Regions from separate parts of the Homo sapiens genome. Here region 1 is linked to region 2. A link is a contact called in ENCODE Hi-C data. All regions are on one chromosome and are shown on one strand. The core of a region is the stretch at or near the end of the contact, and the rest is flanking DNA. Distances in the headings are between cores, read along the strand shown.

Evidence for each region. A loop is a pair of places that touch in the nucleus more often than their neighbours do. Pooled maps may share reads with other maps.
Region 1: a map of B cell shows a loop between it and region 2 (5-fold over the local background). The contact joins the promoter of ZNF37A here to the promoter of CUL2 in region 2. A Hi-C loop is called at or near these places in 3 of 168 maps with a recorded cell type or tissue (B cell, CD8-positive, alpha-beta T cell and naive thymus-derived CD4-positive, alpha-beta T cell) and 12 of 50 pooled maps.

The regions. Positions count from the first base shown.
Region 1 is chr10:38,091,476-38,098,061 of GRCh38, reverse strand. It overlaps ZNF37A (zinc finger protein 37A), which reads right to left and starts at 3,725. Exons shown (of 8, transcript NM_001324250.3): 1 at 3,572-3,725; 2 at 2,838-3,131; 3 at 2,433-2,524; 4 at 2,258-2,318; 5 at 1,430-1,488. The coding sequence starts at 1,444. It also overlaps the pseudogene FXYD6P2. RefSeq lists an enhancer at 3,582-3,771.
Region 2 is chr10:35,089,031-35,095,711 of GRCh38, reverse strand. CUL2 (cullin 2) reads left to right here and starts at 5,371. Exons shown (of 21, transcript NM_003591.4): 1 at 5,371-5,533. RefSeq lists an enhancer at 4,951-5,090 and silencers at 5,009-5,197, 5,251-5,450, 5,471-5,600.

The DNA of each region.
Region 1 (6,586 bases), core at 2,476-4,975, 3.0 Mb before region 2:
GATTCCATTTGTATGCCATATCTAAAACAGGCATATCTATAAAGACAGGAGATTATTGGTTGCTAGGGGCTGGAGCAGAGGGGAAAAAGGGAGCAACTGCTTATTAAGTTACAACACTGCTTATTAAGGGTACTATGTTTCCTTTTGGTGTGATGAAAATATTCCAGAAATAAATGGTGGTTATGGTGGTACAACATTGTGAACGTACTAAAGTCATTGAATTCTATACTTTAAAATGGCTTAATTGTGAATTTCATGTGATGTGTATTTTACCATAATTTTTTTTTTAGGTAGAATCTCTTGAAAGTTATTGCAAATATTCCAGTTCTGCCCAGTCTCTAGGGCTGTCACAAAGCCTGCCACATCCTAACAACCCATGATCACCCTAGCCTACCAGGACTGTTTCTTTAAACAACCATAAGTCCTAATGCTACACAATTCATGTGATTTTTTTTTTTTTTTTTTTTTTTTTTTTTTTGAGACAGAGTCTCACTCTGTCACCCAGGCTGGAGTGCAGTGGTGCAATCTCAATCTCGGCTCACTGCACCCTCCGCCTCCTGGGTTCAAGCGATTCTCCTGCCTCAGCCTCCTGACTAGCTGGGATTACAGGTGCACGCCAACATGCCAAGCTAATTTTTGTATTTTTAGTAGAGACGGGGTTTCACCATGTTGGTCAGGCTGGTCTCGGACTCCTGACCTCATGATCCACCCACCTCGCCCTCCCAAAGTGTTGGGATTATAGGCATGAGCCACCTAGCCCGGCCTATTTGAATTTTTTAATCACATACTTTCTCTTGATATCGCTTAAGTTTTCCCCTGGACTGCACATGAATTATTCACTTCGTTGTACTACTTTTTCATGTAACTGCAAGATTGTCATCAGAAGTTTCACAGTGTCACCTAATAAAGCCCATTGACAAACTGTTTTATGTTCCAGTTTCACAACTCTGTGAGATCACAAGATCTGCATTCACTTACATGACATTTTTGTTTTACTCTTCATCAACTCTTTATCAGAAATCAGCAAACATTTTCTGTAAAGGGTCTCACAGTAAATATTTTAGGCTTGTGGGCCATTACAGTCTCTGCTGCAACCAGTCAACTCTGCCCTCATAGTATGAAAGTACCAACAGACAACACATAAATACATGAGTATAGCTGAGTCCCAATAAAACTTTATATATAATGAAATCTGAATTTCATATAATTCTTGTTTTTTTTCCCTCAGCCACCTAAAAATATAAAAACCATCCTTCGTTTGTGGACCATAAAAAAACATGCGGCAGGCTGCATTTGACCCATGAAATGTAATGTGACCTCTCCTCTATATTTTCCCTGATGTTATTTCTACTTTCATATGAATGTATAGACATTTTTTAAACCTCAATAATTACTTTTAAGCAAAACGGTGAAAAAATAAACAACTTACCTGGGATGTGATCATCTTCCACTGGTGTTGGAAGAGCAGAGCAAACTGTGAGGGTGTAGCTGAGAAATAAGAAAAGATCATGAGTGATGTCACTTGCCTTAAAAGGTCCACTTCGCAGCCGGCAAAACATCTCTGAAAGGGAGATACTCACACGCCCATGCATGACTCTGGCATGATTATGTACTGCTTGGACTCATTAGTTTTCAAATGTAAAAACGTTTGTTTTCTACTGACTTAAAAACAATTTATGCTGTACTCTAACAGAGTATGCAAACCGATATATTAAACTAATTAAGCAAGTTAGGAAAAGCCAAAGAGTGGAACATAATACTTTCATTAAAACTGATGCTAAACAAAAATACTCAGGTTTTAATCTTTATTACAAACCAGAGAATCCCAACAAGGTTTTGAAAAAAGCGATGTGGTATTTTTCAGCCCAGTTTTTTTTGTTTGTTTGTTTGCTTTTTTGAGACAGAGTCCTGCCCTGTTTGTTGCCCAGGCTGGAGTGCGATGGCATGATCTCGACTCACCGCAACCTCCTGCCTCAGCCTCCCAAGTCGCTGGGACTACAGGTGCGCACCACCACACCCGGCTAATTTTTTGCATTTTTAGTAGAGACGGGGTTTCACCATGTTGGCCAGGCTGGTCTCGAACTCCTGACCTCTTGATCCACCCCCCTCAGCCTCCCAAAGTGCTGGGATTACTGGCGTGAACCACCGTGCCCAGCCCAGCCCAGTTTTTTTGGAAGGAAAACGAACTTGCTCTAACTTGATTTGAGGTTCTCAAAACAATCTTTGGATTTAAAAAAGCAAACTGATTTTTACTTACTCTGTTGTCAACGCAGCAAACACCCTCCTGAGTCCTCAAGCGACTCTGTCTGTTCTTGACTCTGCCACAACAAAATGTGTCAATGTCATCAGTAACTTAACACGTTAAGCTCGTTTCCTGTCCACCCCACCCCATCCCATCTTTTAAATAAAGCGTAAATAGATAACTTACAGACCTTTCTCGCGGCTGTACCTCTGATTCTGTAAGATCAAGATGGGGGCATCCGTACATCTCTAGTTGTGCTGCAGTGCGCCAGCAGCTCAGCATCTAGAACGAGCGAGTAACGAATCCAGGCATGGAGGGTGCTGTCCTCCACTTGGCTGCTAAGCTCTTCCCTCCGCATGATGCCTTCACAACTCCCCAAGAAGCGGTGCTGTCTGCTCCTTCGGCCTTGCCCTCTTCTGCCCCCACATCTGAATGGGCACAAAGCTCCCAGCCTGTGGGGGTCTGGAAAGGACACAAATCGAGCCTCTGCTCCTCCCACCCGTGCTCTAGATCTCTAGTGAGGTGTCAGCCCAACGGGTTGGGTGTCCTCCTAGGAGGGCCCCTGGGCCCTCGCCCCCCACCCTTCCCTTCTTACCCCACAACAGCTGCTTTGCTCCAAGACAGCTGGGCCTAAGCCCTTTGGTTCGAATCCTCATTCAAGACAGAAAGCTCCTACATCTTCCTGTCACTTGAGCCATGAGCTGGACCCTCTGAAAATGCCCACTGGTGCTAATGGGGACACAGGCGAGGCTGGACAGTGCCGGAGGGCCTGGGGTGCCTCCCTCCGCGTGCGCGGCCTCACAGGTCAGTGGAAACAAGAAATTCCCCAATCCACAGCCACGATGACTTCAAAATACTTCCCGAAGACATCAGGCAATGAAGCTGCGACCTGCGAGGACACAGCAAGCCGAGTGACGCTGGCCAGAGGCTGGGTGTGGAGTCCGCGCCTGCAGGGTCCCTCCCCGCCCCGCGGGCGCTTCCCCCCACCCCATTCGCCTCGGCATCGCAGTGACACCGCGGCGACGCCGACCACAGGTGGTTGTGAGGACAGCGAGATTCTGAGGGGAAAGAATGAGAGAAGCGCGCATCTATTGGGCAGAAGGCCCGTTTCTGCGCCGTCCTGCGGAGGCCTCCGGGCATCCTTCACCTCAGGGAAGAGAAAATCCAACCTCACTTGTCACAGGCGCGGGACTTGCGCATTCCCTTTGGGAGCACAAGAACCGAGGCAGGATTCGGACCCAGGCCAGGCGGCAAAGGCGTTCCCTCTCTCCCACCCCCAGGCCGCGCGGAACCCCCAGTCCACCCTCGCCCCTGCCCTCCCTTACTCACCCTCCGCGTCCTCTACCCGGACGCCAGGAGATGCCGGGAGCCCTCCCCGTCAGAGTGCCGGGGAGAAAAACAAACCTGGAGCCATATGGCAGACATGCCCAGAAGGCCCGAAGCGGCTCCCGCGACGGGGGCCGAAAAGTGCACACTACATCTCCCACAAGTCCTCGCGCCGCTCCCTTAGAAAGTGCACGCTTCATTTCCCACAAGCCCTCGCGCCGCTCCCTTAGAAAGTGCAGACTACATTTCCCACAAGCCCTCGCGCCACTCCTTTTGAAAGGGCATGAGGTTTCAGCCGCATTGGGCAGTTAGTTCCCAGATGCGGCAAGTGCAGTACTGCAGTTTTATTCGTTAGCTGAAATAAATTATGAGTATTTAAATTACACAGCTTTCTCATGAATTACATCCCCCTGATGATTTGGCCGTCCTCAACACTTCCTCATTTGGCAGAATTCACGAGTGGAATTTCTCCAGACGAGGTCGGTTCCTGTGGCCCCGCGACGCTGCCGCAGCACCACCTACACTTGCGCCAGTGTGGAGAGCTTCACTTGCTCCTTTCTGGTCCATTGGACGCTAACCGTGAGAAAACACGCTGGACATGAGCATTACCAGCCTGTAAGCTGTCGTAAAGATAACTCGGAATTGCTCTTCAAATTTTATTTGTTAAACCACGTAATACCATCTTGCATGGCAAACATGCATTTTCCATTCTTCAGGAGTATGCAGGATCTCTTGATCACGATAACTTTTTAAAGTTCACAGGCAGAGGTAATACAGGAGTGGAAAACCAAAAACCGTAGGTTCTCACTTATAAGTGGGAGCTAAGCTATGAGTACGCAGAGGCATACAGAGTGATATAATGGACTTTAGAGACTCAGAAGGGGCTGGTAGGAAGGAGGCCGGAGGTTAAAAAAACTACACATGGCCAGGCGCGGTGGCTCACGCCTGTAGTCTCAGCACTTTGGGAGGCGGAGGCGGGTGGATCACGAAGTCAGGAGTTCAAGACCAGCCTAGGTAACACGGTGAAACCCCGTCTCCACTAAAACTACAAAATTAGCTGGGCGTGGTGGCACACACCTGCAGTCCCAGCTATTTGGGAGGCTGAGGCAGGGGAATCCCTTGAACTCGAGAGGTGGAGGTTGTAGTGAGCTGAAATCGCGCCATTGCACTTCAGCTTGGGCAACAAGAGCAAAACTCCATCTCAAAAATGAAAAAAAAAAAACTATACATTAGGTACAGTGTACACTACTCAGGTGACAGGTGCACTAAAATCTCAGAATCCACCACTTTATAATTCATCCATAACCAAAAACCACTTGTACTCCAAAAGCTATTGAAGTTTAAGTTAAAATAAAAATAAAAAATAAATGTCCACTGACCAAAAAAGAAGCATTTTTCTCCATTTCTATTCCCTTCTTTACCACCACTGATGATAATCCCACTTGTTCCCATGCTGGAAAAGCATTTAGTACCATCCATGTAAAAGAATCAAATTATTCAAGGGTTGAGATGCATTTCAGAAGACAGTCATGGTAAGTACAACAATGATTATCACTTCGAGACACAATTTATTTTCCTGCTCATAATGTTTTTTTTTTTTTTTTTTTTTTTTGAGATGGAGTCTGGCTCTGTAACCCAGGCTGGAGTGCAGTGACATGATCTCGGCTCACCGCAACCTCCGCCTCCTGGGTTCAAGCGACTCTCCTGCCTCAGCGTCCCAAGTAGCTGGGACTACAGGCTTGTGCCACCACACCCGGCTAATTTTTGTAATTTTAGTAGAGATCGGGTTTCACTGTGTTGGCCAGGCTGGTCTCGAACTCCTGACCTCGTGATCCGCCCGCTTCGGCCTCCCAAAGTGCTGGGATTACAGGCATGAGCCACTGCACCCAGCCTAATGCTTTTGCATTTTAAGAAACAGTCTTGACACTTGTGAATATTCCATTATTTCTTTTTTTTTTTTTTTTTAGACTGGATCTCATTCTGTCACCTGGGCTGCAGTGCAGTGCCAAGACCTCGGGTCACTGCAACCTCCGCCTCCCAGATTCAAGTGATTCTCCTGCCTCAGCCTCCCCAGTAGCTGGGATTACAGGCACATGCCACCACGCCCAGCTAATTTTTCCTGTTTTTAGTAGAGACTAGGTTTCACCATATTGACCAGGCTGGTCTCAAACTCCTGACCTCAATTGATCCATCCGCCTCAGCCTGCCAAAGTGCTGAGATTACAGATGTGAGCCACCTCTCCTGCCCTCCATTATTTCTTTAATGCATTCAGGTTCCATTATGCCATGGATTATTTCAGTAACATTGTTTGCTCTTCTTTCAATTTGCATAATCCTATCCCTAAAGAGATTGAAAACTAGGGACATGCCACTCTTAGGCTCCTTGGGACTCGACACATCCTCCTGGGATCATCTCAGGAAGGGGACTGGCTGTGCAGGCACCATGGAGGTGGTGCTGATATTCCTATGCAGCCTGTTGGCCCTCATTGTCATGGCCAGTGCAGCTGAGTAGGAGAAGGAAATTGACCATTTTCATTATGACTAACAGACCCTGAGGATTCAGGGGTTGGTATGTGCTGTGGTCCTCTTCTCCGTTGGGATCTTCCTTATCCTAGGTTGCAGATGCAAGTGGAGTTTCAATCAGAAGCCCGGGACCCCAGGGGAGGAGGAAGCCCAGGTGGAGAACCTCATCACTGCAAATGCAGCAAAACTCCAGAAAGCAGAGAGCTGAATGAAGTGCAGCCCTCCAGTGGGAAGCCTCCGGAACCTGAAGGCAGCTGCTTGAACTTTTAGATGCAAATATTGATGCTTAAGAAAACAGCCACTTCAGCAACAAATCTTTCCAGAAGAGAAGCCAAGAACTTTTTTGTCCTGCCATGCCCTTCCCTGTCCCCTCTAACACCATTCCTCCACCTGATGATCCAACTAATCTCTTGCCTCACCACTGCAGCCTGCAGGCTCCTCCAACTCGTGTTATGTGTCTGTGTGTGTGTTTGCTGACTATAGTGTTCATGGCTAC
Region 2 (6,681 bases), core at 4,122-6,621:
TGGCATGTGCCTGTAGTTCCAGCTACTCGGGAGTCTGAGGCATGAGAATGGCTTGAACCGGGGAGGCGGAGGTTGCAGTGAGCAGAGATCACACCACTGCACTCCAGCCCGGGCAACGGAGGGAGACTCTGTCTCAAAAATATATATACACACACACACAAAATAATTATTTGCATTTTCATAAAGATCAAAATCAGAGAAGTACAAATAGCTGACTACAAAATAGCATATATATTATATGTTCTGATACGTATAAAAATATATTTAATCATATTCATAGAAATAAATTGTGAGTTATGTACATCAACCCAAACATGATTCTCTATTTCTGTAATAGAGGTAGTTTTTACAAAAAGCATGTATTTCTTTCTTTCTTTTTTTTTTTTTTTGAGATGGAGTCTTGCTCTATTGTCAGGCTGGAGTGCAGTGGCATGATCTCGGTTCACTGCAATCTCCACCTTGTGAATTCAAGTGATTCTCCTGCCTCAGCCTCCTGAGTAGCTGGGATTTCAGGCATGCAGCACTATGCCCAGCTAATTTTTGTATTTTTTTAGTAGAGACAAGGTTTTACCATATTGGCCAGGCTGGTCTCGAAGTGATCCACCTTACCTCAAGTGATCCACCAGCCTCAGCCTCCCAAAGTGCTGGGATTACAAGTGTGAGCCATTGTGCCCCGCCAACATTACTTTTGAAGTCAGAAACAATTATAAAGGAATTAAATAAACATACAAGGCCAAAACACAGTTTTGTAAAATGTAGCATTAGCTAAAAAGTAAAACAAGGAAAGCAATCATAGATGAACTAGGATTTGAGGTTTGTTTGGGGAGTAAGGACCAACTAATGCTAAAAGTGGTAACTTAAAGGGTTACCCAGAAAGAATTTTTTTTTCTGGAAAAGAAGTAATTTCACTTTGATATTAAGGGCTTGGATGCTAATAACTATTTTACGAATATTATTTCCCTACTGTAGAGTTTGGGTAAACTGTCAAGAGGTGGGGGCAATCTCTGGAATTTAGAAATAAAGGGGGCTGTTATAGTGATTCATGGTTGGCACCCTTCACGCTCGATCACATTTCCAACCAGAGTTAAGAGGAACATGATGAGAGTGAAGGAATTTCATGAGTTAGAGCAGTGGTTCTCAAACTTTTCAGTTTCTTTACACGCTTAAAAATTACTCTAGCTGGGTGCAGTGGCTCCCGCCTGTAATCCCAGCACTTTGGGAGGCCCAGGCGGGCAAATCACCTGAGGTCAGGAGTTCAAGACCAGCCTGACCAACATGGTGAAACCCCATCTCTACTAAAAATACAAAATTAGCTGGGCGTGGTGGCACGTGCTTGTAATCTCAGCTACTCGGGAGGCTGAGGCAGGAGAATAGCTTGAACCTGGGAGGCGGAGGTTGCAGTGAGCCAAGATCGCACCATTGCACTCCAGCCTGGGCAACAAGAGCGAAACTCCATCTCAAAAAAAAAAAAAATTATCGAGGACTTAGAAGAGCTTATGTTCATGTGGGTTATATCTATTGTATTATGCCATTCTTGTATTGTTATAATGAAATACCTGAGACTGTGTAATTGATGAAATAAAGAGGTTTAATTGGCTCATGGTTCTGCAGGCTGTACAAGAAGCACGATCCTGGCATCTGCTCAGTGTCTAGGGAGGCCTCAGGAAACTATCTATCTATAAATAGTTATTGTATTAGAAATTTAAAGGATAAAAATTTTTAAATTACTGATTAATTTTAAAAATAATAAACCAAACACATTTAACATAAATTGCATGCTTTTATGAAAAATAACCATATTTTCCAAAATAAAAAAAATTTGATCAGAGGAAAAGGATTGCTTTTGTATTTTTGCAACTCTCTAAATATTTGATTTAATAGAAGATAGCTAGGTTCTCTATGGTTGAAATATATGAAGAAACTCAGGCCTTTGAAAGAAAATTAAATAGTCTTTTTGGATAATTATGGATATTCTTCTTTGATACTATAGTGAAATTCAACAAGTGGTAATTTCTTCTTCTTTTCTTTTCTTTTTTTTTTTTTTTTTTTTTTGAGAGAAGGTCTGCCTTTATTGCCCAGGCTGGGTGCAGTATGGCGTGATCTTGGCTCACTGCAACATCTGCCTCCCAGGTTCAAGTGATTCTCCCACCTCAGCCTCCCAAGAAGCTGTGACTACCAGCACACACCACCATGCCTGGCTAAATTTTGTATTTTTTGTAGAGATGGGGTTTTGCTATATTGTCCAGGCTGATCTCAAATTCCTACACTCAAGAGATCTGCCCACCTCAGCCTCCCAAAGTGCTGGGAGGCATGAGCCACCAAGTCTGTCAATTGTTCTTTCAAGTAAAAATGGCCTTCCATTGTAATGGCCAGATGGGTTCTTCTTGGCTACTGCACAGACAAAATTCACCGAGACCAAGGTATTGCAGTAGAGAAAGTGTTTAATTGACCCAAGGCCAGTCACATAGGAGAACTGGAGTTATCACTCAAATCAGTCTCCCCCTGGGTTGGAGGTTGGGGTTTTTATGGACAATTTGGTGAGCAGGGGACTAGAGAATGGGTTCTGCTGATGGGTTGGGGATGGAATCATAGGGGTGTGGAAAACAGTCCTTGAGTGCTGAGCCTGCCTCTGGGTGGGGCCATAGGACCAGTTCTGAGTCATGAGTCACGAGTCCAGGTGGGGTCAGTCTGAAAAATATCTCAAAAAGCAATCTAAAGTTGTACAATACTGATGTTATTTATAGGAGCAACTGGGGAAGTCACAAATCTTGTGACCTCTGGCCACATGACCCCTGAGCAGTAAGGGAGTATATTAATAGAAATATGCCTACACTTTAGCAAAGTTCACACCCCTCCCATAATCCTATTCTTGCTGCTTTTCATTAGTCTTCCAAAGGTGGTTTTTCATCCCTAAGCAAGAGCAGGGGTAGTTTTAGGGAGGAACTTAGCTTTCAAGTTAAACCATAAACTAACTTCCTCCCCAAATTAAGTTGGCCTATGCCCAGGAATGACCAGGAACACCTTGGAGGTCAGAAGCAAGATTAAATCAATGAGGTCAGATTCCTCTTACTATCATGTTTTGCAAAGGCAGTTTCACCATGAAAAATGCAGGTAGTTCAGCCTGTAAGTCAACCACACAAGTGCTTTTCTTCAAGACAGCCATCCCACTTTGGCATGCAGAAGTGCATGTGTACTTCCCATTTCTTCACACAGAGTATTAGAAAGACTTGTATTCAAGGGCCAAAATTTAATAAAATTAATGCTTCCGCTTCATCCAGGATATTCCTAAATCAATAGCCTTAAAAACTGGGAATGTATGGCAGTGAAGAATACAGCGATCCAATGACCACCCGGACAGGTTGGTGGCACTGTCTTGATCCCTGCTAAGGCATCAATAGTGTCCGTATTCCTTTGCACCATCAGTACAAAAACAAACTCAGTCAAAAAGACAGAGGAGGCCAGGCATGGTGGCTCACTCCTGTAATCCCAGAACTTTTGGGAGGCTGAGGTGGGCAGATCGCTTGAGCTCAGGAGTTCCAGAGGAGCCTGGGCAACATAGTGAGACCCCATGTCTACCAAAAATACAAAAATTAGCTGGGTGTGGTGGCGCACGCGCCTGTAGTCACAGCTGCTTCGGAAACTGAGATGGTACACTCGCTTGAGCCCAGGAGTTTGAGGCCGCAGTGAGCTATGATCAGGCCACTGCACTCCTGCACTCCAGCCTCAGCGACAGAGGGAGACCCTGTGTCAAAAACAAAAACAAAACAAAACAAAAAGCAGGGGGGGCCTGACACGGTGGCTCAGGCCTGTAATCCTAGCACTTTGGGAGGCTGAGGTGGGTGGATTGCCTGAGCTCAGGAGTTCAAGACCAGCCTGGGCAATGTGGTGACATGGTGAAACCCTGTCTCTACAAAATACAAAAAATTAGCCGGGTGTGGTGGCGGGCTTCTGTAATACCAGCTACTCGGGAAGCTGAGACAGGAGAATCACTTGAACCCGGGAGGTGCAGGTTGCAGTGAGCTGAGATTGTGCCGCCACTGCATTCCAGCCTGGGTGACAGAGCAAGACTCTGTATCCAAAAAAAAAAAGGACCAGACATATTGCATTGTTAACAAACTAGTTGTTAACCTTATGACCTCTGTAAAGGTCTCAGGGATTTCCAGAGGTCTGGGGACCACACTTTGAGAATCACTAGATTAAAAGGGGGAAAACATGGGAGGAAAAAAAGGTCACATAATGGAAACATACTGTTGGATTGAATTTCGTATATAAAAACCCTTTACTGAAATAAAGAGTAGAGACTTCAAGTACCAAGAGAAGCAGATTAGAAGAGGAGGAAGGCTCTAGGGACTGATCAGGTCTGGAGGCAGGGTTTTAAATGGGCCTTGAAGGGTTCGTGCAGTTTGGAAGGAAGGGATGGGAGGGAAAAGCTTGCTGAATCGTATAAATGAACAAGACCCTGATGGTGAGCTCTTGAGGATATGAAAGGCAAAAAGCACTAAGGCCGGGCTTTTGTTCCTCTGTGGCCCTGCATATATGAGGAGGTGATGAGTAATTCTATATTTTTATCAGCTTTACCGTTTAAAACTCCAAGGGAGGAAAACCCTTCAAACTGATAGGCTTGGGGCTTGGTGAAGGTGGGGTATTAGTGAAAAAGATGTGAAGTTTCTTTATCGAAAATACATGTATGTCCAAGAAATTCTCTGTAGATAAAAACTAACAAGAAAAAGAGTTTGTCAGAGAGGAAAAGTAGTTTTGCTAATTTATTTTTGATCATTTGCAAAGCCCATGGAAGTGTGTGGCAAGAGGATTGTGGTGTCTTAGGATATTCACATAGGTCTGAAACAAGGAAAACATACTTCTGTTGAAAGCACCATTCCAACATATTGTTATTAGCAGTCCCTGAACTAACGGGTAGTGGGTGGGTACTGTGTCCATCAGCTCAGCGAACCGCAATTGCCTCATTGACAGCAAGCCCAGCAAGGAATCACTTGGAATATTAATTTCCGTGGCCTTTCGCAATCACACGAAGCTTGGCTCCCTGCGCTTGCCGTAACGCGGCCTGTACCATTGCTTTCCGGGTGGCGGGGGGGATTTGGCAGCAGCGGAAGAAGGAGACCGGAGGGTGTGTGTTGGGCAAAGCCGGAGGCAGAGGAGGACGATTGTTTTACGGATCCCGTGATCGGCCCGTCCTTCTCCCCTTTCCCCCCCTCCCTACCGCCCCTGTCCCGCCGGGGAGCGGCGGCGGCCTTGGACTTTGCTGTCTTTCCTCGCGGAGACAGGTGAGTGTCGGCGCGCGGGCTCCCCGGGCTTCGCTCCCCACCCCCCGCGTCTCCGGGGCCGGTGGCGGCGGCCGGCCGGGGAGGCGGCCTCGGCGCACAGTAATGGCAGCGCTGTGAGCAGGGGAACGCGAGCTGACAGCCGCCGCCGCCGCCGCCTCCGCCCACCTTCCTCGCCGGGGCTTCGTCTTTCACTCCTTCGGGCTGCCTCCCCCTCCCCTTGTCCCCTGCCCCTTGCCCTGCTTCTGCAGAAGGTAACCCCGCTGAGGGTCGGGGAGCCGGGCTGCAGGCGCCGGGAAACTTCCCTTCCCGGTTAATGGGTGGCGGGGCTGGGGCGGAGGAGAGGAGTTGGGGGCGACGAGGTGTGGGGAGAGGGATGAAAGGGGGAGGCCCGGGAAGATGGTATCCTGTAAGTGACCTCGGCTCCCCAGAGCGCTGACCCGTAAGCCCTGCCACCCCCTGGACTGGATCCCGGGCCTCCCCAACCCGATCTTGGCCGCCTCTCCCGCGGCCCCATTTTCCTTCGAAGGAGGGAAGGTGAGAGTGCGTGTATTCTTCTACATATTTACGTGCTCACACGAATACACAACTCTGTGTGTTTGTGTGTGTGTGTGGGGGGGGGCATCTCATGCATCCTTACCCCGAGTGTTTTCACTTTTGTTTCCGCAGACTGCAAAGATTGATAGCTTTGGGGAGGAGTATCCTACGTGCATGCTAGACTTCTTGTCTCAACCCTTAGGGTCTGGTGAAATAAGATCCTCACACGCTTTCTAGCACTTGCTTACCCTCTAGAGAGTCTGGACCATTCCCTACCATTACGTGCATGCAAATAAAACATCTGTGAATTGCAGACTGTTATTAATGTTAAGTCCACATCTTTGCCCCATGGATTAATATTAACAGTTGAAGGCCAGTACCCTGGGCGTTTAAATTTTGAAGATAAGATGCAAAATATTAACGTTCGCTATAGATTGTGACTGTTCAACATAAACGTCTTTGAACTAGACCTGGCCAAGCCTACCTTCGTAGTAAAGTATCGGAAATAATCACTTTGATCTGATTGACAACTGACTACATAATAATCGCTTAAAAACATTCAAAACACTGTTGCCTACCCTTTAGAATCTTACATTCCTTTTCAAGACAGACACATGAACAAATGAGCTATACTTTGCTTCTTTTGCCCTTATACAGTATCTGGAAGATCCTTCCAAAAGAGTCGCGTGAGATAAGAGAAGTACACAGTTTTTTTGTTTTGAGATGGAGTTTTGCTCTTGTCACCCAGGCTGGAGTGCAGTGGTGCGATCTCGGCTCACTGCAACCTCCGCCTCCCGGGTTCAAGCAATTCTTCTGCCTTAGCCTTCCATGTAGCTGGGATTACTGGCATGCGCCACCATGCCCG